Regions from separate parts of the Homo sapiens genome. Here region 1 is linked to region 2. A link is a loop called in an ENCODE intact Hi-C map of the cell type or tissue named here. Cell type or tissue: HCT116. All regions are shown on one strand. Links, peaks and the distances in the headings refer to the core of each region. The heading gives the core; the rest is flanking DNA.

Region 1 (12,676 bases), core at 4,546-12,545, 110 kb before region 2:
GGGATGTTTAAAGGAGACATATAGTAGTACTACGAAAAAGATTTCTGTTAATATTAAGAAGTGATCTAACTGCAAAGAGACAGGAGGAACAAGAACAAGGGAGAGAAAGGACAGAACAAGAAAGAGGCCCATGACTCTCAGACAAGAATTCTGTCCAGCAGGGGTCGTTCTCAGGAAGCAAAAGAGCTTATTTTGCTTTTATAACTTTTAATTTGCTTCTAACCTCCCACTAAGATCTACATCAACAGCCTCCAGAGACAGACCTTTCCCACATGTGGGTTTCACTGCATTGCAGTGAATAATCTACCTCTGCATTGTCAGCAATGGCACTAGGGTTAATCATCTCAATTTGCTGATGTGCTTGGCACTAGTGGGTGGAAAGTGTTCCAAAGTTAAAGAAGGGCATGCTGATATTTCCAAGTGATTGAGCACAAAAGAAAAAGATGCCTGAAAACTGTAATTCTCAGCAACCCACCTTCAATGTTTTCACAGCAACTGTAAGGCTGTATTTCTTCCAGACGCCAACGTAAACCTCTCCATACTGACCGCCCCCAAGTTTGTGCTTCATGGTAATATCTGTTCGCTCCATTTCCCATTTGTCGTGGATGGGGGACACACCATAGACTGTAGGCTTATTACACTTGGGTGCTGGGTAGTGTAATGTTGTCACCAGCCCATCAGCCACTGTGGAGTGATGGTGTACAAGCTCTGCCAAGGTGCTGAAGCGGCTCTCAGCAGTCACATACACCTGGTAAGAAAAGGAGAAAAGCTAAACAACTTGAAAAGAGATTAAGAATTTTTTTTTTTTTTTTTTTTTTTTTTTTGAGATGGAGTCTTGTTCTGTCACCCAGGCTGGAGTGCACTGGCGCGATCTCGGCTCACTGCAAGCTCCGCCTCCCGGGTTCACGCCATTCTCCTGCCTCAGCCTCTCTGAGTAGGTGGGACTATAGGCGCCCGCCACCATGCCCGGCTAATTTTTTGTATTTTTAGTAGAGATGGGGTTTCACCGTGTTCTTGATCTCCTGACCTCGTGATCTGCCGGCCTCAGCCTCCCAAAGTGCTGGGATTACAAGCATGAGCCACCGCTCCCGGCCTAGGAATTCTTTTTTAAAGCCCATATTTCACTGGCCTGAAGATATAGATAGAAGGCTATCTTTAAAAAAAAAAAAAAAAAAAAAAATATTCTGCAGACAGGGTCTCACTATTGCCCAGGCAGGTCTCAAACGCCAGCCTCAAGCAATCCTCCTGCCTGGGCCTCCCAAGGTGCTGAGATTACAGACTGGGCCAGTATACCCAGCAAGAGTTTATCTTAATTGAGGTAAATAAAAAAGTTAAATGATGATTGCAAGGGTAAACACAGAACTTCAGTTTAATCTTATTTAATCTGCCTTTCCTATTCTTCCTAAATTAGTCTTGGGAAAAACCTTCCAAGATCTCTCTCTGGATAATCAAGCTCATTGGTCTTCAAATATATATATATTTTCAAATATATATATACTCAAATTATGTATTTTTTCAAATATATATTTCTTTTTCTTTTTTTCTTTTTTTTGAGACAGAGTCTCACTCTGTTGCCCAGGCTGGAGTGCAGTGTCATGACCTCAGCTCACTGCAACCTCCGCCTCCTGGGTTCAAGTGATTCTCCTGCCTCAGCCTCCCAAGTACCTGGGATTACAGGCATGCGCCATCACGCCTGGCTAATTTTTTTCTTTGTATTTTTAGTAGAGATGGGGTTTCACCATGTTAGCCAGGCTGGTCAGGAACTCCTAACCTCAAGTGATCTGCCTGCCTCAGTCTCCCAAATTGCTGGGATTACAGGTGTGAACTACCACGCCCGGCCAGTCTTCAAATATTTTTAAGCCACAAGACTATGGACTCAACTACAGAAGATACGTAAAGAAGAGATACCCTGATCAAAGTAGGCAAGCAAGGACTTGGCCTCTTGTAGAAATTTACAAAATATCACCTTAATCTTGTAAAAAACATAACTTGAAAACCACTGATTTAGATTTTTTTGGTAAGAGTATTCAAATATCTCATAATTTTAATTATGACGTGCAGTTGAGTGTCTAGGCCATTAAAGAAAGAGCCACAATTTACCGGTGGCCAGGAGCAGTGGCTCACACCTGCAATCCCAGCACTTTGGGAGGCTGAGGTGGGCAGGTCACTTGAGGTCAAGAGTTGAGACCAGCTTGGCCATCATGGTGAAACCTCCTCTCTACTAAAAATACAAAAATTAGCCAGGCTTGGTGGTGCGTGCCTGCAGTCCCAGCTACTTGGGAGGCTGAGGTGGGAGGATTGCTTGAACCTGGGAGGTGGAGGTTGCAGTGAGCTGAGATCACGCCACTGCATTCTAGAGTGGGTGACAGAGCAAGACTCCATCTAAAAAAAAGAAAAGAGCCACACTGGATTTCACAGAATTGCTTACAAAATAGTTGTTAATTTGCTAAGCAATAAGAAATGTAAAGTAAGAGGGAATTCTCTGGACTTCTCTCCCAAGGGAGCCTTAATTTTTATGTATTTTTGAGAAATAAGGGTCTCACTCGGTTGCCCGGCCTGGAGTGCAGTGACACAATCATGACTCACTGCAGCCTTGACCTCCCAGGTTCAGGTGATCCTCCTGCCTCAGCTTCCCGAGTAGCTAGGACCACAGACATATGCCACCATGCCCAGCTAATTTTTAAAATTTTTTGTAGAGATGAGGTTTCACTATATTCCTCAAGCTGGTCTTGAACTCCTGGGCTCAAGTGATCTACCCTCCTTGGCCTCCCCAAGTGTTGGGATTACAGGCATAGGCCACCATGCCTAGCCTGTTATTTATTTTTTTTAAAGACGCTTTTGGTCGGGCGCAGTGGCTCACGCCTGTAATCCCAGCACTTTGGGAGGCCAAGGCGGGTGGATCACGAGGTCAGGAGATCGAGACCATCCTGGCTATCATGGTGAAACACCGTCTCTACTAAAAATACAAAAAATTAGCCGGGCGTGGTGGTGGGCGCCTGTAGTCCCAGCTATTGAGGAGGCTGAGGCAGGAGAACGGCGTGAACCTGGGAGGCGGAACTTGCAGTAAGCCGAGATCGCGCCACTGCACTCCAGCCGGGGCGACACAGCAAGACTCCATCTCAAAAGAAAAAAAAAAAAAGAAGCTTTTGTTTTAGTGTATAAAGTATCAATTCATAAACAGAAAATTGATAATTTTTACAAAGTAAACTCACCCATGTAAACATCACCCACACCAAGAATTATAACATGATCAGCACCCCAGAAGCCTCCCTTATGCTCTCCAGCTATTTGCCCTTGCAGAGATAGCCACTATGCTGACTTCTAACATCTTAGATTAGCTTCTGCTTTTTTTTTTTTTTTTTTTTTTGAGACAGAGTCTCGCTCTGTTGCCCAGGCTGGAGTGCAGTGGCACGATCTTGGCTCACTACAACCTCCACCTCCCAGGTTCAACCAATTCTCCTGCCTCAGCCTCCTGAGTAACTGGGATTACAGTCGCGTGCCACCATGCCAGGCCAATTTTTGTATTTGTAGTAGAGACAGGGTTTCACCATGTTTGTGGGGCTGACATCCTGACCTCCAGTGATGAGGCCCACCTCGGCCTCCCAAAGTGCTGGGATTACGGGTGTGAGCCACCATGCCTGGCCTCTGCTTCTGAACTATACACAAACAGAATCACACAATATGTATTGTTTTATGTCTGCTTTTTTCCACCCAACTTTTAAAAATTGCATTATATTTCAGATACCATAAAATTCATCATTTTAAGGTATACCATTTCATGGTTTTTAGCATATTCTCAAAGTTGTCCAACCATCATGACTATCTAACTCTAGAACATTCTCATTACCTCATATCTATTAGGAGTCCTTCCCACTCCCCACATCCTCATCCCCTGGCTAATACTAATCCTTCAACTTTGCTGAAGTTGTTGAGTCAGCTAACACTCATCTAGAGTAGGGGCCAGCAAACTCTTCATAAGGGCCAGATAATAAATATTTTAGGCTGTGGCCATAGTGTGTCAGAACTGTGAACTACTCAGCACTGCCTAGTAATAGAAACCATAGACAATACATGAACAAATGGGTGTGGCTGTATTCTAATAAAATATTATTTACAAAAAAAAGCAGACGGCTGGAGGGCCATAGTTTTACCTGGTGGTGGTGTGTGTAGCAGTACTGTGTTCGCTTCTGTTGTTGAATGAAATTGCATTTTATGAATATACCACAATTTATTAATCCATTCTACTGTTGTTAGATCTGTGGGTGTTTCTAGTTTTTGGCTATCACAAGCAATGCTGCTATGAACATTCCTATACATGTCTTCTGGCACACATATGCACTCATTTCTATTAGGTAAATAACTAGAACTGCTAAGTCACTCTTATATTATTACACATCTGATTCTGTTCTGTTTGGTCAAGAGGAAACATACTATGTCTGTATGCTGGTGCAAAAGTGAAAGAAAATTAAAAATTTACTTATTTTCTACTTTGTATCAGTCATTATGTTTTACAGAAATTACTTCATTTAATCCTTACAACAACCCAATAAAGTGGGATCTAATTACAGACAGGGAAATTGAGACTTATGTAAGGTCACAATCAGATCTGCTTGCTCCAAAGCCTGTGCTTCCCCCACAGCTTGCCTATCACATAGAGGAGAATAGAAGAAATAATTCAACCTAAATTTACTGCTCAACAGATAACCAACGGACATAAGCTCATGCTCTGTAGTTTATAATGTGTAAACACACTGTAACACATCCATTCTAACTAACATGGTTGGTGTTCCCAATATACAAACTGTTCAATGACTGAATGATCCGTTTCAGTTAATATACATTAATGATCGACACCAAGCTCAAAAGTCTAAATTCTTACTCTGTGAACTTTCTGGTAGATATTATTCTAATTTTCAATGATACAATGTTAACTGATAAACTCTATACCAGTGCACTGGGTGTATATTTGTGTACTGATTATAAGAACAGCTAACTTATAGAGCAGTTCCCTTCATTCTTCACCTTCAAATCTAGCTTATCTTTAAAATATTAATATAATACTGTTTTTAAAAATTTCTATTACCATATCCTTTTCAAGAGTACAAGCTCTAACATGCCAAAAAGCCCAAACTCACAAAGCTAGTGAATATTTTATTTCACGTCAGACATAAAATCTATTATTTCACTTCAATCACGTTGAATATTATTTCACAGAGTAGCCAGTCCATGCTTAAAGGTGGTGACCAGGGAGTCTTACCTTGCCATCTGCAGTGGTATTGATCCTGTAGTGATACACACGTCCCTCGTACCTGAGCGAGATGGACAGCTGCCCAGGGCTACTCTCACTTTCTCGCACCAGGAAGCTGCCATTGATTAGACTGCTGAGCAGATACTCAGCTGCACTGCGTGACACAGGTCCATGGTACCAGGAGTGTTTTTCCAGGCTGTTCACTGGGGTGATGTAGTTGCTTGGCACCCAGCCCTGCCCATTCTTAGAGCGAACTTCACTCCACTCACCATTCTGGTTGTAACCAAGGACTCGTAGCTTTTCACCTAGCCATAAGGTCATCACAGGATGAAAGAAACGATGTTAAGACTTTATTTCAACTGAAGCAGTGTACTGTCAAACTTTAAACTCATTAAAAAAAAAAAAGAATCTAGAACTTTTATGCCAAATTTTTTTTTTAAATAATGAAAACAAACTTGGCTGTTCATCATATCCTGATTGCTCTCTTTAGCTTTTAGCTTAACCACAGAAGTATGGTCACAAATGGTTTTCTGGCATTTACTACAGGGTTTTAAAAGTCTATATACAACTTAAAAAATATCCTTAAGAAATTCTATGTATGCCAGACAGGTTACTAAAATGGCTGGAAAAGGACACAGTGCTCACTCTTCAAAAGAAGAAAATTCACTTTCCCTCAAAAGTTTATCAAGGAATGTATCTTATATATGATTCAATGTTAACAACAATCAAGGATTAGGGATAAGACATGTGAGATACAAAGTGACTTCTAAATTTCACTTGGCACCAAGGCAACAAAACCACTGATGTAAAAAAACAAAAACAAAAACAAAAAATGAACAAACAAAAAAAAACACGGACCACAGAGTTTTCAGCAAGAAAACTGTTTAGTGGGGTGAGGGGAATGGGCAGTTAGGACTCCCAAAACACAATCCCTTCCAGAATGCAAGTTTAAAAATAGCTATAGCTTTCTTATTTCCTTCCTAGTTCCCACAAAGAATGAATCACTCCTTTCCATTCCACATTAAAATCAGTGTGTGGAATGGCAAGCTCACTCTGAAGTTGGAAACCAAAACCCAAGTCACTCAGTGTATCTTTGCTGTCAACTTCAATGTTCTTAATTTTTCTATTAAAATTGTGAACATCAAGTTCAGACTTCAACATATAACTTGCCCCGATACTTGCAGCACAAATTAGGTTTCTTTGACAAAACAGAAAAAGTGAAAGAGATATCACTAGTGATAAATAAATGCTAATCTAAAGAATCCTTGTAGTGCCTCAGGCTCTTATCTCTAAGAGATGCAAGTCTTCCTACAGCATTCACATCTACTTCTTCAGTGTCAAAAAGTAGAAGGAAGCCAAGTCAATCAAAAGCACATGGCCATGGCTGAGCGTGGTGTCTCATGCCTGTAATCCCAGCACTTTGGGAGGCTGAGAGGGGCGGATCACCTAAGGTCAGGAGTTCAAAACCAGCCTGGCCAACATGGTGAAACCTCATCTCTACCAAAAATACAAAAAATTAGCCGGGTGTGATAGTCTGCATGCCTGTAATCCCAGCTACTCGGGAGGCTGAGGCAGGAGAATTGCTTGAACCCGGGAGGCTGAGGTTGCAGTGAGCCGAGATTGCACCACTGTACTCCAGCCTGGGAGACAGAGTGAGACTGCTAAAAAAAAAAAAAAAAGCACATGGCCAGAAGTATCAGGCAAAAGTTTTTAGGAGAACTAAAAATAATTATCCTTGTAACCATCTGTCCTTTTTTAGTGGCCTTCAGAAACGTTTCCATAGAATAACTTTGTATCAGACACCATCTCACCTTAGACACATGGATATGAGATAATGAGAAAAAACACAAGAGTATATGTACATATATACACCTATGGGTACATAAAATATACATATATACAGATAAGAGTAAGTCTGGTGTAGCGGTGGATATGCATAAGTGCACAAATACTTGCCAATCATATTTACAGGAAGAAAAAAAAAAGAATCCTGCTAGAAAAACTGAAGAAAACCTGTTGCTCTGTAGCTTTTCTCTGTTAGTCCACATGAGCTAAAAATAAAGAATATTAGTACTTTGTATATATATCTATATATACATTTTTTAATATTGTTGCTTCCTTGAAAAGAATTGGTAATAACAGGCTATCATAATTAAGATACAGTCAAAGACCCCAGGATTTTTTGTTTGTTGTTCTTTTTTTGTCAGTTATCAGGAAAATTTTTCTACCCTGGAAGTTTTGACTACCATGGAAACTGATAGGGGGATGACTAGTATGGATTCAAATATTGGCCAAACTGGCAGAGCAACCCTAGGGAGAACTTTTTTGTTTGTTTTGAAACAGGTCTCCCTCTGTCGCCACGCGGCAGTGCAGCGGTGCAAACACAGCTCACTGTAACCTCAACTTCTCAGGCTCAAGTGATCCTCAGACCTCAGCCCCCCAAGTACCTGGGTCTACAGGTGCATGCCACTGCCCCTGGCTAATTTTTAAATTTTTTGTAGAGACAGGGGTCTCACTACATTGCCTAGGCTGGTTTTGAACTCCTAGGCTCACGCAATCCTCCTGCCTCAACCTCCCAAAGTGCTGAGAATACAGGGATGAGCCACTGCGCTTGGCTGGTAGAACTTTAAAAAAAAAAAATTCAAGCAAAATATCATTTTCAATCAAAAACTAAAGTGTTGCTTTATTTTTTAAATATATTTTCTTGTCTTTTAAAATAATAAAATAGCTTTAGTATGACATCATTTTAAATTAGTGAGAACCTGATATAAAAATTTGGCATTCTGTGGATTTTAAGAGAAACCACTGTTGGTCATAAGATAAAGGCCAGTCATAACCCATAAGTGAGGAATCAACAGTCTTTCTTTATCAATGTTTCCTTGATGACTGGGCTATCTTGAAAAAACAACAGGAAAACATACCTATGAAAGAATTTCTGAGTCATCACTTCACAAATTTCTCCAGTGAAGAATCAATAAAGGTAAAATCAAGTATATTGTAGTCCAAAGAGACTACTACACAATATAAACTTTCTGGCTGGGCGTGGTGGCTCACGCCTGTAACCCCAGCACTTTGGGAGGCTGAAGCAGGTGGATCACAGGTCAGGAGTTCGAGGCCATCCTGACCAACATGGGTGAAACCCTGTCTCTACTAAAAATACAAAAATTAACACGGCGTGGTGGTGCGTGCCTGTAATCCCAGCTACTCAGGAGGCTGAGGCAGCAGAATCGCTTGAACCCAGGAGGCACAGCTTGCAGTGAGCCGAGACTGTGCCACTGCACTCCAGCCTGGGTGACAGAGCGAGACTCTGTCTCAAAAAAAAAAAAAAAAAAATTCTTTGATGTCTTTTGTTCTATCCTCAAATTTTACGTAAAATGTTCCTACAACTGCATAAACACAACCCCCACATACATAACATGTATCATCCTGTCCCCAAAACTATCCAAAAGCAGGAAGTAAAACTGACACTAGGAGATGATGCACTTTTACTTTCACTTTTAATTCTGTCCTATGTACAATTGGCCAGCACATGCAACTACCATGAAGGTTAGACTCACTATACACCTATTCTTTTGTTTTTGTTTTTTTAAGAGACGGCATCTCACTCTGTCGCCCAGGCTGGGGTGCAGTGGCACCATCTCAGCTCAATGCAACCTCCCCGTCCCAAGTTCAAGCAATTATCCTGCCTCAGCCTCCTGAGTAGCTAGGACTACAGGCACATGCCGCTACACACGGCTAATGTCTTTTGTATTTTAGTAGAGATGGGGTTTCACCGTGTTGCCCAGGCTGGTCTCAAACTCCTGAGCTCAGACAATCCACCAGCCTCGGCTTCCCAAAGTGCTAGATTACAGGCGTGAGCCACTGTGCCTGGTCACACCTATTCTAATTGAACTGTGGCTAAGATGAGCCATGTTGCCAGACCTCACTGCTACTCAGAATGTCTGCGAACTTGACTGCCTATCTGAGGACTGTTCATTCATTACTAGTCCACAGTGAGATTAAGAACTTCAACTAAATGTAAACCAACTATATCACTAAGCACACTATTTATTACTTAGTTCAGCTAATAGTTTTACCTTTTGGAGCAAGGCTTTCTGCATGAAGATAGTAGTTCAGTGTTTCACATTCTGGCATAAGCATCTTACCTTGTTGTGGACCATTTTTGAGTAGCACTGGCCTAGACAACATAAATGTCTATTGTTTGTGTTTATATAGATTAGTGAAAGGAATGGTAGGAAAGGTTTATTTGATTTCCATTATAGTAATATTCTCAAGAGAGTGGTAGTTTATTTCCGTGGGAAATTCTTATAAAAGGGAACATTAAGAACATGACCAAATAAAATCAATCATTATTGATTTTGTGTGTGTGTGTGTGTGTGTGTGTGTGTGTGTGTGTGTACGCACACACGCATGCAAAGGCAAAAAAAAGTAACTTTTATGAGAAAGAAATAGGATTATGGGGAGATTATCCTTGTGTACATGAACTGGATTGCTAGTCTGCCTAAGCTTATTCTTACCTTTTGAACATATGAAAGCCACTGCCGGGGAAAAAAATGTATTTCAGGATAATTTTTTTTTTTTTTTCTTTTTTGAGATGGAGTCTCACTCTGTCACCCAGGCTGGAGTGCAGTGGTGTGATCTCAGCTCACTGCAACCTCTGCCTCCCGAGTTCAAGTGATTCTCATGCCTCAGCCTCCTGAGTAGCTGGGACTACAGGCATGGGCTACCACGCCTGACTAATTTTTTTCATATTTTTATTAGAGACAGGGTTTCACCATGTTGGCCAGGTTGGTCTCAAACTCCTGACCTCAGGTGACCTGCCCGCCTTGGCCTCCCAAAGTGCTGAGATTATAGGTGTGAGCCACTGTGCCTGGCCAGGCCCCTTTATCTCTTAATCATTAATGAAAACTGAAAAGTGAAAGGATGCTACATAGAAGCCTCACCTTTAGTGATGCTGAGTGTGTTATCACCACTTGCTACAAAATCATAAAGTGCAACGAAGAGATTAGGGTCACTCTCAGTGGCTCCGAGCAAGTTCTCCTTGGAGCTCCACCTGATAGCCTCATTTAGTGCCTGGGGTTCAACATCACAACCATAGGGACGATGCAAAGCTTCTGAAAGACATAAGAAGGGAAGGGAATTCACGGTGAGTTCAACAGCGAAACATTTGTTTGAATTCATTATATACACAGTATTTCAGCTGCTGGCTCCAGAGTAGGAAAGAACTGTACAGTATAAAGTGTTATGAAGAATTAGCAAATAGGCACTGTGTCTCCTAAGCATGAGGAAGCAATTTACTTGTTGAAAATGTAAAACAAGGTAGTCAGAGAAAAGACCACAAAATGAGAGTTTAGCCGTGATTTATATGCACTCACCAAAATCAGACATAAACTAATAGGAAACGCAGTTTTCTCAAAATGGAAAAAAGAATCTCAAAGAGAAATGGTTACTAGCTTTATAAAACATAGAGGATATTTTGTTGTAGTAGTGGTTGTAGTTTTAAGGAAGAAATGATTGTAAGTTTCTTACAAGTCCACTCAAACTACCCTTATTCCTTTCTCTCTCCACAGAAAACAAACTGTAGAAAAGACAACAGGGATTATTTTTCAGAATTAGGTAATACTGTATAAATCCAGGCCCTCTATTTAAGTATAGAAAAAATTATTTAAAAAGTGCTTTTAGAAAAATATCTTTTTTTGGCCAACATGGCAAAAAATAATCTTTTTTTCGTTTTAAAAAAACAAAAGAAATGTGGCCGCACCCGGCCTGAATGACTTTTAAACTCTATTTTGTTTTCCTGAGCAGTGATTTTTTGTAAATATCAATAACTTAATTGAAGAGCCTAGAAAACATTACTATCATCGGGCATTTATTGAGTTTCTACTCAAAGTGGTCCAAGCCTTTTACGACCTGTTTTTTCCTTAAGCCTTTACAGTTTCTAAATTTATTCATAGTACATAGCACAGGTGATCCCTATACCATCTTAAAGATCACCTGCTTCTCACAGCCCAGATCGATTATACAAAAAACAGTTTTTCCAGTATCAATTTTCTTGATCAGACTATTTTTAGTGCCTGTCTACAAAGGCAAACTATCCAAATGTCTATGTCATATAACAACACTTTTATGTCTCTCTTCCTCCACTTATGATTATTATGATTATTATTATTATTATCATTATTATTTTGAGATGGAGTTTCGCTCTTGTTGCCCAGGCTGGAGTGCAATGGCGTGATCTCGGCTTACTGAAACCTCTGCCTCCCGAGTTCAAGCGTGATTCTCCTGCCTCAGCCTCCCAAGTAGCTGGGATTACAGGCGCCTGCCACCATACCCAGCTAATTTTTCTGTATTTTTAGTAGAGACAGGATTTTACCATGTTGGCCAGGTTGGTCTTGAACTCCTGACCTCAGGTGATCCACCCGCCTCAGCCTCCCAAAGTGCTGGGATTACAGGCGTGAGCCACCACACCCGGCTGACTTATTCCCCGTCCGCACCCCTCTCCCACCACCGAGATGGAGTCTTGTTTTGTTGCCCAGGCTGGAGTGCAGTGGCACAATCTCTGCTCACTGCAACCTTCACGTCCTAGGTTCAAGCAATTCTACTGCCTCAGCCTCCCGAGTAGGTGGGATTACAGGTGCACGCCACCAAGCCCAGCTAAATTTTGTATTTTCAGTAGAGACGAAGTTTCACCATGTTGGCCAGGCTGGTCTTGAACTCCTGACCTTGTGATCTGCCCGCCTTGGCCTCCCAAAGTGCTGGGATTACAAACGTGAGCCACCACACCCAGCCAGGCCAACTTATTTTTAATATAAAAATAGTTTTATCATATATGAAAGGAAAAACCCTTGAATTTGTGGTTCCATTTATTTTCAAATCCATTCCCTGTTCTCCATCTCTACTGCCAATGCCTTAGTTCAAATCTGCAACATCTCAACATCTCTCACCTGGACTACTGCCTCCAGTCTTGTCTCCCTCAAATCCATCCTCCACACAGCTGGCAAAGTGATCTATTTAAGAAAAAAATTGACCACGTCACTTTTCTTAAGCTTCTTCAATAGTTTAACATCAAGCTAAAGTCTCCTTTTCATGGCATTCAAAGGCCTTTCATGATCAGGTCTCTACCTACTTCTCCAGCTTCGCCTCTCCCTACTCCATACCTCAAATTGTAAACTTTAATATACACCATGCTGCTTCCCATCTTCTGGCCTTGGTTCACACAGTCCAGACTAACTGGAATGGGTTCTCACCCCACTTTTCTTTTGACTGGCTGATTTCTACTTGTAATACTCAGCTCCAATATATAGTAGTCCCCCTTATCCATGAGGAATATGTTCCAAGACCCCCAGTGGATGCTTAAAATCAATCAGGATAGTACCAAATCCACTATATACTACGTTTTTCCTACACATACATAACCATGATACAATT
Region 2 (15,142 bases), core at 397-8,396:
CTTGAACTCCTTTACCATCTCACCATATGTGAGTTTCTGTTTCCTTACAATGCCTGACAGTAAAGTTAATCTTCCCACTGGCATCCTTTATACACTGTGCACGTGGTCAGGTCTTCTTTTGATGACAAAGGAGAAAAAATATATATCTTTGACCCTGTTTCTGAGTCAGAACTTACTCATTTTAGCTTATGCAGTCTAAAGAGAGTGAATGAGGCAGAAAAGAAGCGTTTTATACATACACATATACTATATACAATTGACTCGCCATCCCCCTCTCCCACTGTGTTTACTTGCATCTTAATTCAATTTTTTTTAATTCTCAAATCTTGATCATTCTCCTGTTATTCTTTTGGCTTCCCAATTTGCTTTATAAAAAGTATCAGTTAATGGAGGTACTACACTGAAATTTTGCTTAAATTAGACAGGACGGGAGCCACTGCAAAGAAGGAACAAAACAACCACTGGAAATGTAGGGTTGGGAGAAGAGGTGGATGAAGCTCTCCTTTGCATATCTTTCCTGAACCAGGTTGACCTTAGATGAACCATCCACTGACGTAGATATTGCCTGTTGTAAAAGCACTATGAAATTATTCCATTGCCATCTAGGGTGTAGCCAGAAATAACTGAAATTAACTCCAAAATGGGAACGGAAACACTATGTGTAAACACTGGATAAAATATGAACTTTCCATTTGGATTAAAGTTTCCCTGTGTTTAAAATACCTGTCTTTTCTTCTAATTCCCAGTGTTTGCAACTACTGAAAAAAATTCATTCGAAAGGGATAAAGATGTCACAGAGCCGGAATTTGGTTTACTGTTTGATTTTTATTATGGGAGAAAATTTTAATTTGGGGATAATGGTTTGGTTTCTCTGCTAATTCATGCATACTATATAAAGATAGATGAATATATGGGTTGAACATCTCAAATCTGAAAATCCAAAATGCTGCAAAATTCGAAATTTTTTGAGCACCAATATGATGCCAGAGGTGGAACATTTCACGTAAGTACTTAACATAAACTTTGTTTCATGCACAAAATTTTTAAAATATTGTATTAAATTGCATTCAAGCTATGTGTATAAAGGTGTATATGAAACATAAATGAATTTTGTGTTTAGACTTGGGTCGCATGCCCAAGATATCTCATTATGTGTGTGTAAATATTCCCAAATCTGAAACACTTGTGGTCCGAACATTTCTGATAAGGGCTGCTCAGCCTGCAGTAGAGTGCAGTGGCTAAGGGCAGGGGCTCTGAAGCCAGACTGCTTGGGTTCATAACTTGGCCCTGATACTTATGGACTATTTGATCTGGGCAAAGTACATAACCTTTTTGTGTCTCAGTACATTATCTGTAAACTGATGATGATAACAAATAGTATCTACCTTATAGGAATATTGTGAAAATTAAATTAGTCAATATATATGTATAGTACTTAAAACAGTATTTGGCATATAACTGGTGTCATATATGCATATACTATTAATACAAAAAACATAATGGTTTTAGGTTTTACAAGCCTAACTTTTTCAAATTTTATATATATATATATATATAAATTTGAGCAATGGCCAGAGGCCAGCATAAAAGATCAGACACATCACCAACAGCAGTAAGGCGTGCTGAAGACACAGATACTCTTCATCCTCATCATCCTTATCACAGGAGCAACACCACTCTCTCCAGAAGGAAGGAGCTTGTGAGTAATGCCTCACCAATCCCTGACTTCACCAGTCTGCATTTCTAGGCTATTGCCATACTTTTTACAGTTTTACAGTATCTCTCATATCTACCTCTTCCCTTCATCTATATAAACAGCGTTATGTAAGACACAGTGTTAGCTTAGGCATCTCTGCGCTGGTTTCTCCCGCTACTAGCCCTTTCTTCCTAGAGATTCCTCACCTTTAGCACCAAGCAACTCACTCAAAGAAACTGCTTCTCTCATTGCTTTGACCACACTCTCCCTCTCATTCATTACGTACAAAGTCTTAAGTCTAAAATTTTCACCTAATGGGCCGGGCACAGTGGCTCATGTTTGTAATCCCAGCACTTTGGGAGGCCAAGGTGGGCGGATCACTTGAGGTCAGGAGTTTAAGACCAGTCAGGCCAATATGGTGAAACCCCGTCTCTACTAAAAATGCAAAAACTAGCCAATCGTGGGGGCGCGTGCCTGTAATCCCAGCTACTGGGGAACCTGAGGCAGGCGAATTGCTTGAGCCCAGGAGGCGGAAGTTGCAGTGACAGGAGATTGCGCCACTGCACCCCAGCCTAGGTGACAGAGGGAGTCTCTGTCTCAAAAATAAATAAATAAATAAATAAATAAACAAAATAAACGTTTCACCTAGTGTTTCGAAGTTATTTTCCAGGATAACTGGATTATAATTGCCTAATGTTCTTCCATCTCCTGTTCCTCCAACCTCCACCTTTCCTATGGCAGGCATACATACTTTATCCAATTAGCCTATTTCTGAGATGTATCCCTTTTAGCTATGAGTTTTGCAATAATTATATTCTCCCTAATATAAGTCTCGAGTGACTCCCTTACAGGATTCTACTGTCCTCTTCAGTATTCTATTCAGATCCTGCCTCCTTGATAAGAGAACCTCAGACTTATTAATACAGACCTAACAGTTTCCTCGGACTCTATTCAGTACAGGCCTTAACCACAACTGGTAATAATTCTTTCGTTATAAAATTCGCTTACCTTCCTCTACATCCCTCAAATATGGTTTTTTGTTTTTTGTTTTTTGTTTTTGATATGGAGTCTCGCTCTGTCCCCCAGGCTGGAGTGCAGTGGCGCGATCTCGGCTCACTGCAAGCTCCGCCTCCCGGGTTCACACCATTCTCCTGCCTCAGCCTCCCGAGTAGCTGGGACTACAGGCGACCACCACTACACCCGGCTAATTTTTTGTTTTTTAGAAGAGATGGGATTTCACCGTGTTAGCCAGGATAGTCTCGATCTCCTGACCTTGTGATCCATCTGCCTTGGCCTCCCAAAGTGCTGGGATTACAGGCGTGAGCCACCGCACCCGGCTGTTTTGTTTTGACACATGACTCAAGTGTCATAGAGTTGGAAAGAAACTTAGAGGTCATGTAGGCTAATCTGGAATCCTCTCTGCAGTAATTCCAGTGAGGGTATCCATTTCTTTCAAAAGGTTCTAATTATTAAAACATACTTCCTGGGCCAGGCGCAGTGGCTCACGCCTGTAATCCCAGCACTTTGGGAGGCCAAAGTGGGCGGATCACAAGGTCAGGAGATCGAGACCATCCTGGCTAACATGGTGAAACCCCATCTCTACCAAAAATACAAAAAATTAGCCGGGCGTGGTGGCAGGCGCCTGTAATCCCAGCTACTCAGGAGGCTGATTCAGGAGAATGGCATGAACCCAGGAGGCGGAGCTTACAGTGAGCTGAGATCACACCATTGCACTCCAGCCTGGGTGACAGAGCCAGACTCAGTCTCAAAAAAAAAGTTCTTCCTAAAGATAAACTGAAAAATGTTCCCCTGAAACTTCCACCTGTTTCACCCCAGTTCTAATTCTACCATGTAGCTACACAGAACAAATATAATCTTTATTCTACATGAAATCTTTCACATATTTGAAAGCTATCATGTTTCCCCAAATCTTTTATTTTCTTGCATATATGCATGTTTATATAGTTATGTTTATCTATCTATATTTATCTACGTGGGCTGAAAATGTTTATGTAGATAAATTGAGAGAAAAAAATTTTGTTGTAATTTTACGTATAGCATTTTCCTTTTTCTTTTCTTTCTTTTTTTTTTTTTTGGAGACAGAATCTCACTCTGTTGCCCAGGCTGTAGTGCAGTGGCATGATCTCGGCTCACTGCAGCCTCCGCCTCCCAGGTTCTAGCGATTCTTCTGCCTCAGCCTCCTGAGTAGCTGAGATTACAGGCGTGTACCACCACACCTGGCTAATTTTTGTATTTTTAGTAGAGATGAGGTTTCACCATCTTGGCCAGGCTGGTCTTGAACTCCTCACCTCGTAATCCACCTGCCTTGGCCTCCCACAGTGCTGGGATTACAGGTGCGAGCCACCAGAGCCTGGCCAGCATTTTTCTTAAACTGTTTATGTACACAGTTCTTTGGACTTTGTTTATGTGATTTGTCTCTGCATTGTTGTATTAAATCTTTAAAGACCTATAGAGTGCCAAATACAGTTCCATTTACAGATTGACACTTTAAAAGTCTTTTTGGATGAGATAACGAGGAGGAGGAGGAGTTAGAAGATTCCTATCTGGCTGGCACAGAATTAGTCATTCTCTTTGAAAGTAGGGAGACAGATTAAATGACCTCTTGTTCCTTTTAGCCCCAAGAGTGTATGATTCAACATTTCTTTGATTTAAAAAACCTTATAAATTATTAGGAGACTATTTCGAACAACTGGCCAAGTGCTGTATAAATGTTACCAGTAGCAATAATATCTATTCATTTAAAATTAATAAGTTATTACTCATTTCCCTTTCAAAGGTAATGAAATAGCTGACTAAACAATCCATTTAACATGTAGCCTATCACTAACTGTAGTGTAGTGATAGTTAATTATTGATGTGGGCCTAGTTTATTACTGATGTGAAATGGGTTGTTTCAGTTCTCTACTGCTGCATAACAAAACACCCCACAAAACCTAGTGGCTTAAAACAGCAGTGATTTATTACTTCCTGCATTTCTATGGATTGGCTGGACAGTTCTGCTGATCTTACCTTGGTTCATGTAACAGCACTGGCTGGGCTAGAAGGTACATGATGACTGAATGTGCATGTCTGACCATTGGTGCTGCTGCCGGTTGGAATGCCTCAGCTCTCCTCCATAAGGCCCTTATGATCTGAATTGGGTGCCCCACCACCACAAAATTCAAATATTGAAGTCCTAACCTGCAGTACCTCAGAATGTGACTGTCTTTGGAGATAGGGTCTTTGAAGAAGTGACTAAGTTAAAATGAATCCATTAGGGTGTTCCCTAACCCAATAGGACTGGTGTCCTTATAAGAAGAGGAAATCTAGACACAGACACACACAGAGGGAAGACCTTGTGAAAATACGGGGAGAAGGTGGCCATCTACAGACCAAGGAGATGTCTCAGGAGAAACCAACCTTGATCTTGGACTTCCAGCTTCCAGAACTGTAACAAAATAAATTTCTGTTGTTTAAGCCACCCAATCTGTGGTACTTTGTTATGGCAGCCCTAGCAAATTACTACAACCAAATTATCAAAAGATAGAAAATTAAGATTTCTAATGTTCTATTTTATTAAATTATTATCATTATTTGAGATGGAGTCTTGCTCTGTGGCCCAGGGTAGAGCACAGTGACACCATATCGGCTCACTGAAACCTCCGCCTTGCGGGTTCAAATAATTCTCCTGTCTCAGCCTCTTGAGTAGCTGGGATTACAGGCTCCCACCAACACGACCAGCTAATTTTTTTGTATTTGTAGTAGAGATGGGGTTTCACCATGTTGGCCAGGCTGATCTTGAACTCCTGGCCTCAAGTAATCCGCTCACCTCTGCCTCCCAAAGTGCTGGGATTACAGGCATGAGCCACCATGCCCAGCATATTTAATTCATATTTAATGAGCGCTTTCTGTATTCCAGGCGCTGTACTAATTACTGAGATACAGTAGTGAATAAGACCTACCCGCTTATACTCTACTGAGGAAGACATCCATAAACATGTAATTACAATAACGTGTAGTAAGTGTTGATAGGGGGATAAGGGGTTACTGTGGAAACGTATAACCATTTGAAGGTGAGGTAGTTGAGGAGATGTGGAACTTCTCCCAGGAGCAGGCAAAGGGAAAGAGGTAAGAGATAAGTAGGAGTTAGCTTAGCAAAATGGGAAGAGCACTGCATTTTAGGGAACATTGAGAAACAAATTTAGCTTGCCCTTTTTGGCAGAAAGCAGAGTCACAAGAGATGCACCTATGAAGTGGAGAGGAAACAAGGATCCTGAGGAAGGTCTGGAAAACCCTCTAAAAGGAGAACACAGGACATTGTCTTTGCAGCTTCTTCATCTGCTCTTGGCAGCTTTCTAGATAGCTTAATAGAAACTTTGGTGGTTCCTGAAGCCACTGAACTAGTTGCTTATTCACTGAAGGAAGGCACTTGTATTTACAATAAATACAATGGCACTTCTGCATGGTTCAATTATGTTTTTTTTAAGTCTTCTTCATAAATTGCTAAAAGCTTTCTCTAATTGTGAGGATGTTTATTACATATCACTTCAAAACATTAACATGCTGAGAAAAGTCCAAATGAAGTAACACAACTTACTTGTTTTACTGACACCATTCTCCAGTTTACTAATTATGTGTAAGTAATTCACATTAAGCAAACATGGTTGCACCAGAGCATTTGTATTGATTGTATTGGTTACATTGTGATTATACCAGATAATCAACTCAAACTAGCTTAAGCAAAAAATGGATTATAACCATGATTTCATCAAATCTCAGATGTCTTGAATTCTAATATGACCCATTAAATGGGTTGAATTGTGTCCCCCAAAAAGATATGTTGAAGCCCTAACTCCTAGCACCACAGAAAGTGAACTTCTTTGGAAATAGGGTCTTTACAGAAGTAATCAAGTTAAAGTGAAGTCATCCAGTATAACTGGTGCCCTTTTAAAACGAAGAAATTTGGACACAGACATGAATAGGGCTTCTGAGGTACTGGTAATGTTCTGCTTTCAGATGCTAATGGAGTGTTTACCTTGCAAAATTTGTCAAGCAGTAAACTTATGAGAGAGAGATATATTTTATGTGATTTCTATATGTGTGTGTATGCATGCATATATATATATATATATATATATATATATATATATATATATATATATACAGTTGTCCTTCTATACATGTCCTTCTATACATGAGGGATTGGTTCTAGGACCCCCCCATGTATACCAAAATTCGTGCATACTCAAGTTGCCCAGTGTGCCCTGCAGAACCCTCCTATACAAAAAGTTAACTTATGTATGTGCATATTTCACATCCCTTGAAGTCATCCGCCTTTGATTTAAAAACTCTGCATATAACTACACCCTTGTAGTTCAAACCCGTGTTGTTCAGGGGTCAAATGTACACACATAAATACTTTTCTGTTTACATTATTTTTAATCGGAACATAATTGTTGTACATATTTAGTGAGTAAGCATATGCACTTTTCTGTATGAACACTATACTTCAATAAAAAGATGGGGTGGGGGTGGAGATACTGGCTTTCAAGTGAGAGGAAACAACCTAAGCAGGAACACAGGGGCTTGATGAGCTTATCCAGGAACATCTCATCAAATGGGAAAAGAAGAGGAGCTGGGGGTGGCAGAGGGCAGAGGAAATGTATTAAGTAGTGGGACTTAAAATTGGCCTGGGTCCCTTCTGTTTCTAAGAATCTATACTTTTGTCATACCCCAAGGCCTTATAGCTAGTTAATTATTAAAAAAAAAAAAAAAAAAAAGGGCTGGGCATGGTGGCTCCTGACTGTAATCCTAACACTTTGGGAGGCTGAAGCAGGTGGATCACTTGAGGTCAGTAGTTCGAGACCAGCCTGACCAACATGGTGAAACCCCGTCTTAACTAAAAAAAATACAAAATTAGCCAGGTGTGGTGGTGCATGCCCGTAATCCCAGCTCCTTGGGAGGCTGAGGCAGGAGAATCGCTTGAACCCGGGAAGCGGAGGTTGCCGTAAGCTGAGATCGCACCATTGCACCCCAGCCTGGGCAACAAGAGTGAAACTCTGTCTCGAAAAAAACACACACAAAAAACATTAAAGACCTGTGATAGGTTGAAAACATGGCCATAATATTTTGCTGGTCTTTTTTTTTTTTTTTTTTTTTTTTTTTGAGATGGAGTCTTGCACTGTCACCCGCGCCCAGCCTTGCTGGTCTTTTTATCAAGAGGTAAATCTATTTCCCCACCCTTTAAACCCTTTGAATCAGTACTGGCCTTGTGACTTGCTTTGACTAATAGAATATGGTGGAAGGAAGGTTGTAAGAGTTTTGTAGCTGAGGACTCAGGAGTCTTTGCAGCGTTTGCTCTTGCTCTCTTAGCACTGGGACCACCATGCTATGAGCAAACTTGGTGTTGTGGGTGGGCTGAATTGTGCCTCCCACGAACTTCATGTGTTGAAGTCCTAACCCCTAATACTTCACAATGTGACCATATTTGGAAATAGAGTTCTTACGGAAGTAATCAAGTTAAAATGAGGTCACTGAGGTGGACCCCCTCATATTTCTCTTTAATTTTTTTTTTTTTTTTTTGAGGAATGGTGTTTCATTCTGTCACCTAGGCTGGAGTTTAGTGACACAGTTATAGTTCATTGCAGCCTGGACTCTTAGGCTCAAGTGATCTTCCTGCCTCAGCCTTCCAAATAGCCAGACTACAGGTACATGCCACTCTAATATTTCTTTTGGAAATTTAAATTGAAAATGATCAGGTAATAAATTCTCATTTTCGGAAATTTGCAAAAGCAGAAAAGTATAAAGAAGGAAAAAGTTCTCCATACTCTCACCACTCAGATGTATGTATTTTTGGCGTTTTTCTTTTTTTTCCTTTAAGCGTTATTTTCTTTTGTTTGTGCATATATACACATATTTACATTTTTTTGGGTTTTTGTTTTTTTTTTTTGAGAGTGCGTTTTGCTCTGTCACCCAGACGGGAGAGTAGTGGCGTGATCTCGGCTCACTAAAACCTCTGCCCCCCAGGTTCAAGCGATTCTCCTGCCTCAGCCTCCCGAGTAGCTGGGATTACAGGCGTGTGCCAGTAGGCCCGGCTAATTTTTTGTATTTTTAGTAGAGACAGGGTTTCACCATGTTGGCCAGGCTGGTCTCAAACTCCTGACCTCAGGTGATCCGCCTGCCTTGGCCTCCCAAAGTGTTGGGATTACAGGCGTGAGCCACCATGCCTGGCCTTTGTGGTTTTTGGTTTGTTTGTTTGTTTGTTTGTTTGTTTGTTTTTGAGACAGGGTCTCACTATTGCCCAGGCTGGAGTGCAGTGGCAAGAACTCGCTCACTGCAACTCCCAGGTTCAAGTGATTATCCTGTCTCAGCTTTTCCAGTAGCTGGAATTAAAGGTGTGGAAGATGTGTGCCATCACACCTGGCTAATTTTTGTATTTTTAGTAGAGACGGGGTTTCAACATGTTGGCCAGACTGGTCTCAAACTCCTGACCTCAGGTGATCCACCTGCCTCAGCCTCCCAAAGTGCTAAGACTACAAGTGTGAGCCACCGTGCCCAGCCCATTTTTGTTAATTTTTTTTGAGACAGAGTTTCACTTTTTTGCCCAGGCTGGAGTGCAATGAAGCAATCTTGGCTTACTGCAACCTCCACCTCCCAGTTTCAATCGATTCTTCTGCCTCAGCCTCCCAAATAGCTGGGATTACAGGCATGCACCGCCACACTCAGCTAATTTTTTATTTTTAGTAGAGATGGGGTTTCACCATGTTGGTCAGGCTGGTCTTGAACTCCTGACCTCAGGTGATCCGCCTGCTTGGGCCTCCCAAAGTGCTGGGATTACAGGCGTAAGACACTGCGCCCGGCCCCCATTTTTGTTAATTTTTTAAAGTAAATAATACGTATCTTAGTTACAAGAATTAAAGTAATACAGAACATAGATTAAAAAGGTAAAAGTTTTTCTTTATTCTTTCCTCACTACCCCGTTAAGAGTTGGCTCACTTTTTTAAAAGCAAAATTGGGATCATACTATAAATACTGGTTTTCAAATGTTATTTTACCTTTATCAACAGTAAGAAATACATTTTACATTGCAATATAGTTAATGCAGTTAACACACACATATACACACACACAACAAATTTTAAGAATTTTAGAGGCTGGCCATGTTGGCTCACACCTATAATCCTAGCACTTTGGGAGGCTGAGATGGGAGGATTGCTTGATCCCAGGAGTGCGAGACCACCCTGGGCAACATAGTGAGATCTCATCTCTACAAAAAAATGAAAAATTAGCTGGGCATGGTGGTGTGTGCCTGTGGTCCCAGCTACTAGGGAGGCTAATGTAAGAGTATACCCCGAGCCCAGGAGATCAAGACTGCAGTGAGCTATGATTGTGCCACCGCACTCTGGCCTGGGAGAAATAACAAGACCCTGTCTCAAAAAAAAAAAAAATGGATTTCAGGAAACAATCCCCTATTTTTTTTTTTTTAAGACAGAGTCTTACTCTGTCACCCAGACTGGATTGCAATGGTGTGATCATAGCTCACTGCAGCCTTGACCTCCTAGGCTCAAGCAATTCCTCCTGCCTTAGCCTCCCAACTAGCTGGGACTACAGGTGTGCACCACCATGGCCAGATAATTTTTAAACTCTTTTTTTTTTTTTTTTTTTGAGATGGAGTCTCACTCTGTCACCTAGGCTGGAGTGGAGTGGTGGGATCTCAGCTCACAGCAACCTCTGCCTCTTGTGTTCAAGAGATTCTCCTGCCTCAGCTTCCCGAGTCCCGCCCGAGTAGCTGGGATTACAGATGCGCATCACCACGCCCAGCTAATTTTTGTTTTTTTTGTTTTTTTGGAGACAGAGTTTCACTCTTGTTGCCTAGCCTGGAGTGCAATGGCGCCATCTCGGCTCACCGCAACCTCCGCCTCCCGGGTTCAAGCGATTCTCCTGCCTCAGCCTCCCGAGTAGCTGGGACTATTGGCAGGTGCCACCACACCCAGCTGTTTTTGTATTTTTAGTAGAGACAGGGTTTCACCATGTTACTGAGGCTGGTCTCGAACTCCTGACCTCGGGTGATCTGCCTGCCTCGGCCTCCCAAAGTGCTGGGATTACAGGCGTGAGCCACCGCGCCTGGCTAATTTTTGTATTTTTAGTAAAGACGTGGTTTCTCCATGTTGGGCAGGCTGGTCTCGAACTCCTGACCTCAGGGTGATCTGCCCACCTCGGCCTCCCAAAGTGCTGGGAATACAGGCGTGAGCCACCGCGCCTGGTCAATTTTTAAATTTTTTTAGAGACAGGGTCTCCCTATGTTGCCCAGGCTGGTCTCAAATTCCTAGGATCCTCCCACCTTACCTCCCAAAGTGTTGGGGTTACAGGCATGAGACACTGTGCCTGGCTATAATCCTTACTTTTACTGTGATATACTGCTATTTTCTATTCTCTTCTAGTCTATATCTTTTTGTGTGTTAAGCACTACACTTATCGAGGGACAGCCCAGGCAGGGTAAAGGAGAATCCATGTTGGGAGGACAATCAGCCAGGAGGAAGACATGTTAGAGTCCAAGTAGGCTGAATAGAGCGTCCCCACAGAGCAACAATCTTGTGTGAGCATCTGAATAGAGTGAGAAAGGCAATTATGTGAAAGGAGTGGCCCAGCATGAAAATCCCAGGTCCTGGGAAGCCCCTTGCCAGCAACAGGAAAAGTCCCAGTGCAAAAGCCTTGTGATGGCCCCCAAAATAGAGGCTGAAAGCAACACTATTGTTAGTGTCAAATAGATTCAACATAAATTATCTGCCTTCTGTAGTCGCTGGTTGCTGCTGCCGTCTCAGTTCCCCAGGCTGATGTTGGTCACTCTGGTTAGCAGTTCACAAGAACAGATCTTCCATTGTTGCCTTACTCCAAGGGATGCAGTTGAAGTGGGTTATTTATGTGTTTTGTAATATTCTGTCTTTGACTTTGCCTGTGGATTAACGATTGTGTTTTGTATGCAGATAGTACTATTTAACTTTTAATATTGTGACCATGTTTTCTAAAAGTTCAAATAATGAAAAAGAACAATTACAATACCTATGCCAGCATTACCTTGACATCATTGCAAAACAAGACTAAGCTATTGTGTTGTTTTAATGCAATATAGATAGAAGGACCCATATAACAGGATTAAAGAGGCAAATAACCAAAACAGCGTACCACACAATTTGCAGGAAATAATTTGGAGTTGGACAGTGAAAGTACTAACTTTAAGACTAAATCTCACAAGTCCAGAATAAGAAAGGTAAGTACTTCTGCATCAATGAAAAATTTTTGCATCTCCTCAAAAGACACCAATGCTCTGTCTAAAACAGTTGCTGGTGAATTGATCTGGGCATATCAGAAAAACTAACACGGATTAGCATGCAATCCTTGATTGCTCTATGAAACTGAATAAAGTTATATTTCCTGATTCTGAGGTTGCAACTAAATGTCTTGTTGGCAAACAAAAGGGGAAATTTGATGACAGATGGGTTGGCCCCTCATAATAGAGAGCTGATTCTGACAGGTCCTACCAACAGTCACACTTTCTTTTTTTTTTTTTTTTTTTGAGATGGAGTCTTGCTCTGTTGCTCTGGCTGAAGTGCAGTGGTGTGATCTCAGCTCACTGCAACCTCCACCTCCCAGGTTCAAGTGATTCTCGTGCCTCAGCCTCCCGAGTAGCTGGGATTACAAGGCACGCGCCACCACACCCAGCTAATTTTTGTATTTTTATAGAGATGGGGTTTCACCATGTTGGCCAGGCTGGTCTTGAACTCCTGACCTCAAGTGAGCCGCCCACCTCAGCCTCCCAAAGTGCTGGGATTACAGGCATAAGCCACTGCGCCCAGCCACCAACAGTCACAGTCACACTTTCTACAGTCTATCAAGTGATGCCTTGAGTCACAGAAACAACAACAACAATAAATTCTGCAGGTACAAGACTCCAGTACATGCGAGTTACTGCCCAAGGCCTTGGGAGCCCAACCCCTGTCTCCATGTGCCCCGGATGCAGGACATGGAGTCAAAGGAGATTATTCCCTAGCTTTCATAATTAATGTTGTTTTCCCTGTTGGATTCTGGACTTACTTGGGACCAGTTAGCCCTTTCTTCTTGCCCATTTCTCCAATTTGGAATGGGAATGTCTATTCTATGCCTGTCCCATCATTGTATTTTGAAAACACTTAGTTTTTTAATTTTACAGGCTCACAGTGGGAGAGGAATTTACCTCAGGATGAATCTTGCCTTGAGTCCCACTCACATGTGATTTAGGTGAGACTCTGGACTTTGGATTTTTGAGTTGATGCTGGAAAAAGTTAGACATTGGGGACTATTGGGATGGAATGAATGTATTTTGTATTGTGAGAAAAATATGAATTTGGGGGGCCAGGGGCAGAATGCTATGATTTGAATGTGTCCCCTAAAGCTTATGTGTTGTAAACTTAATCCCCAGTGCTACAGTGTTGAGAGATAGGGCCTAATAGGAGGTAATTATTGTCATTATTGTGAGAGTGGGTTAGTTATCAAGAGTGGGTTTGTTATAAAACCAAGTTCGACACCCTGTTGCTCTCTCACTCTTACTCCTTGCCCTTCCACCTTCTGCCATGAGACAAAGCAGCAAGAAGGCCCTCGGAACATGCTGGCTGCTTGATCTTGAACTTCCCAGACTCTAGAACTGTGAGTCTATAAGTTTCTGTTTATTATAAATTACCCAGTCTGTGGTATCCTGTTACAGCAGTACAATATGGACGAAGACAATGTATGATTTGTTTACTTGTGCCCTGAATGTTTGTGTCCTCCAAAATTCCTATGTTGAAACCTAATCCCCAGTGCAATAGTATTAAGAGGTGGTGCTTTTAGGGGATGATTAGGTCATGAAGACTAGCCCTCATTAATGTGATTAACACCTTATAAAGGGCCTGAGTAAGCTGCTGGATTCTTCTGCGACATGAGGACACAACAAGAAGATGCCATCTATGAAGCCAAGAGTGAGCCCTCATCAGACACTAAATCTACTGGCCCCACGATCTTGGACTTCCTAGTCTCCAGAGCTGGGAGCAGTAAATACCTGCTGTTTATTTATTTATTTATTTTTATTTTTTTGAGACAAAGTTTCACTCTGTCGCCCAGGCTGGAGTGCAGCGGCGCAATCTCGGCTCACTGCTACTTCCACCTCCTAGGTTCAAGTGATTCTCCTGCCTCAACCTCCCAAGTAGCTGAGACTACAGGCGCCCGTCACTACACCTGACTAATTTTTGTATTTTTAGTAGAAATGGGGTTTCACCATGTTGGCCACACTGGTCTCAAATCCCTGACCTCAGGTGATCCGCCCACCTTGGCCTCCCAAAGTGCTAGGATCACAGGCGTAAGCCACCACTCCTGGCCCTGTTCTTTATTTTATTTTATTTTATTTTTTACTTTTAAGACAGAGTCTCACTCTGTCACCCAGGCTGGAGTGCAGTGGTGCAATCTCAGCTTGCTGCAAGCTCCGCCTCCCAGGTTCATGCCATTCTCCTGCCTCAGCCTCCGGAGTAGCTGGGACTATAGGCGCCCGCCACCACGCCCGGCTACTTTTTTGTATATTTTTTAGTAGAGACGGGGTTTCACCGTGTTAGTCAGGATGGTCTCGATCTCCTGACCTCGTGATCCGCCCGCCTCGGCCTCCCAAAGTGCTGGGATTACAGGCGTGAGCCACCGTGCCCGGCCCATGTTGTTTATAAATTACCCCAGTCTAAGGCATCTTTTTATAGCAGCTCAAACAGGCTAAGACAATAATAAAAGTTTTTGGTGAGTTTTCAATTTTCTTAAGACATGTAGAAACACTCAATGAGACTTTTGACAGAAATGGAAGAAGGTAGCCTATTTAGACATGTGCCTATAAGATGACTATCATTGATGCCTGCCATAGAAAATATTGACTTGCCATAACATCATATTTTCAAAGTATAGGATGAGAAGAATGTTCATTTCTAACTTGCAAATTATTCTGAAGATGAGAATGGAGAAAAGGATTACAGTAAAACAGAAATTTATGTGCCATTTCTCCAAAACTATTTGATGATCTTTAAAGAGGCCTAAGTAGCCTTAAAGCGGGGAAGGGTATGAATGGAACACCCCGAGTTGCTCACTGTTACATGTAGGTTGCAACAAAAAATCACAATGGAAAAAAAAGACTCATTTTTTTTAGAAATAAGCCCCCTTCAGAACTTAAAAAAAAAAAAAAAAGAGGTCGGGCACAGTGGCTCACACCTGTAATCCCAGCATTTTGGGAGGCTGAGGCAGGTGGATCAATTGAGGTCAGGAGCTCGAGACCAGCCTGACCAACATGGTGAAACCCCATCTCTACTGAAAATACAAAAAATTAGCCAGATGTGGTGTTGAGCACCTGTAATCTCAGCTACCTGAGAGGCTGACTCAGGAGACTATCACTTGAACCCAGGAGGC

What was found. Peaks named below come from ENCODE experiments on the same cell type or tissue, not always from the same donor. Only the 100,000 strongest peaks of a DNase experiment are listed, where the experiment ranks them.
Region 1: it touches region 2 in a loop (2.7-fold over the local background); 11 of 110 quality-filtered maps call a loop at or near these places.

Annotation. Positions count from the first base shown.
Region 1 is chr1:179,121,120-179,133,795 of GRCh38, forward strand. ABL2 (ABL proto-oncogene 2, non-receptor tyrosine kinase) reads right to left here. Exons shown (of 12, transcript NM_007314.4): 2 at 12,193-12,255; 3 at 10,192-10,362; 4 at 5,258-5,553; 5 at 476-748. Among named protein-coding and RNA genes, the nearest start is that of TOR3A, 45 kb to the left of the region's middle. RefSeq lists an enhancer at 8,800-8,849. In HCT116, for the core only: no CTCF peak of the experiment used is centred there; a DNase peak (open chromatin) is centred at 8,172; H3K4me3 peaks cover 790 bases; H3K27ac peaks cover 2,964 bases.
Region 2 is chr1:179,230,377-179,245,518 of GRCh38, forward strand. No RefSeq gene overlaps it. Among named protein-coding and RNA genes, the nearest start is that of ABL2, 8.3 kb to the left of the region's middle. In HCT116, for the core only: no CTCF peak of the experiment used is centred there; a DNase peak (open chromatin) is centred at 3,410; H3K4me3 peaks cover 761 bases; H3K27ac peaks cover 1,641 bases.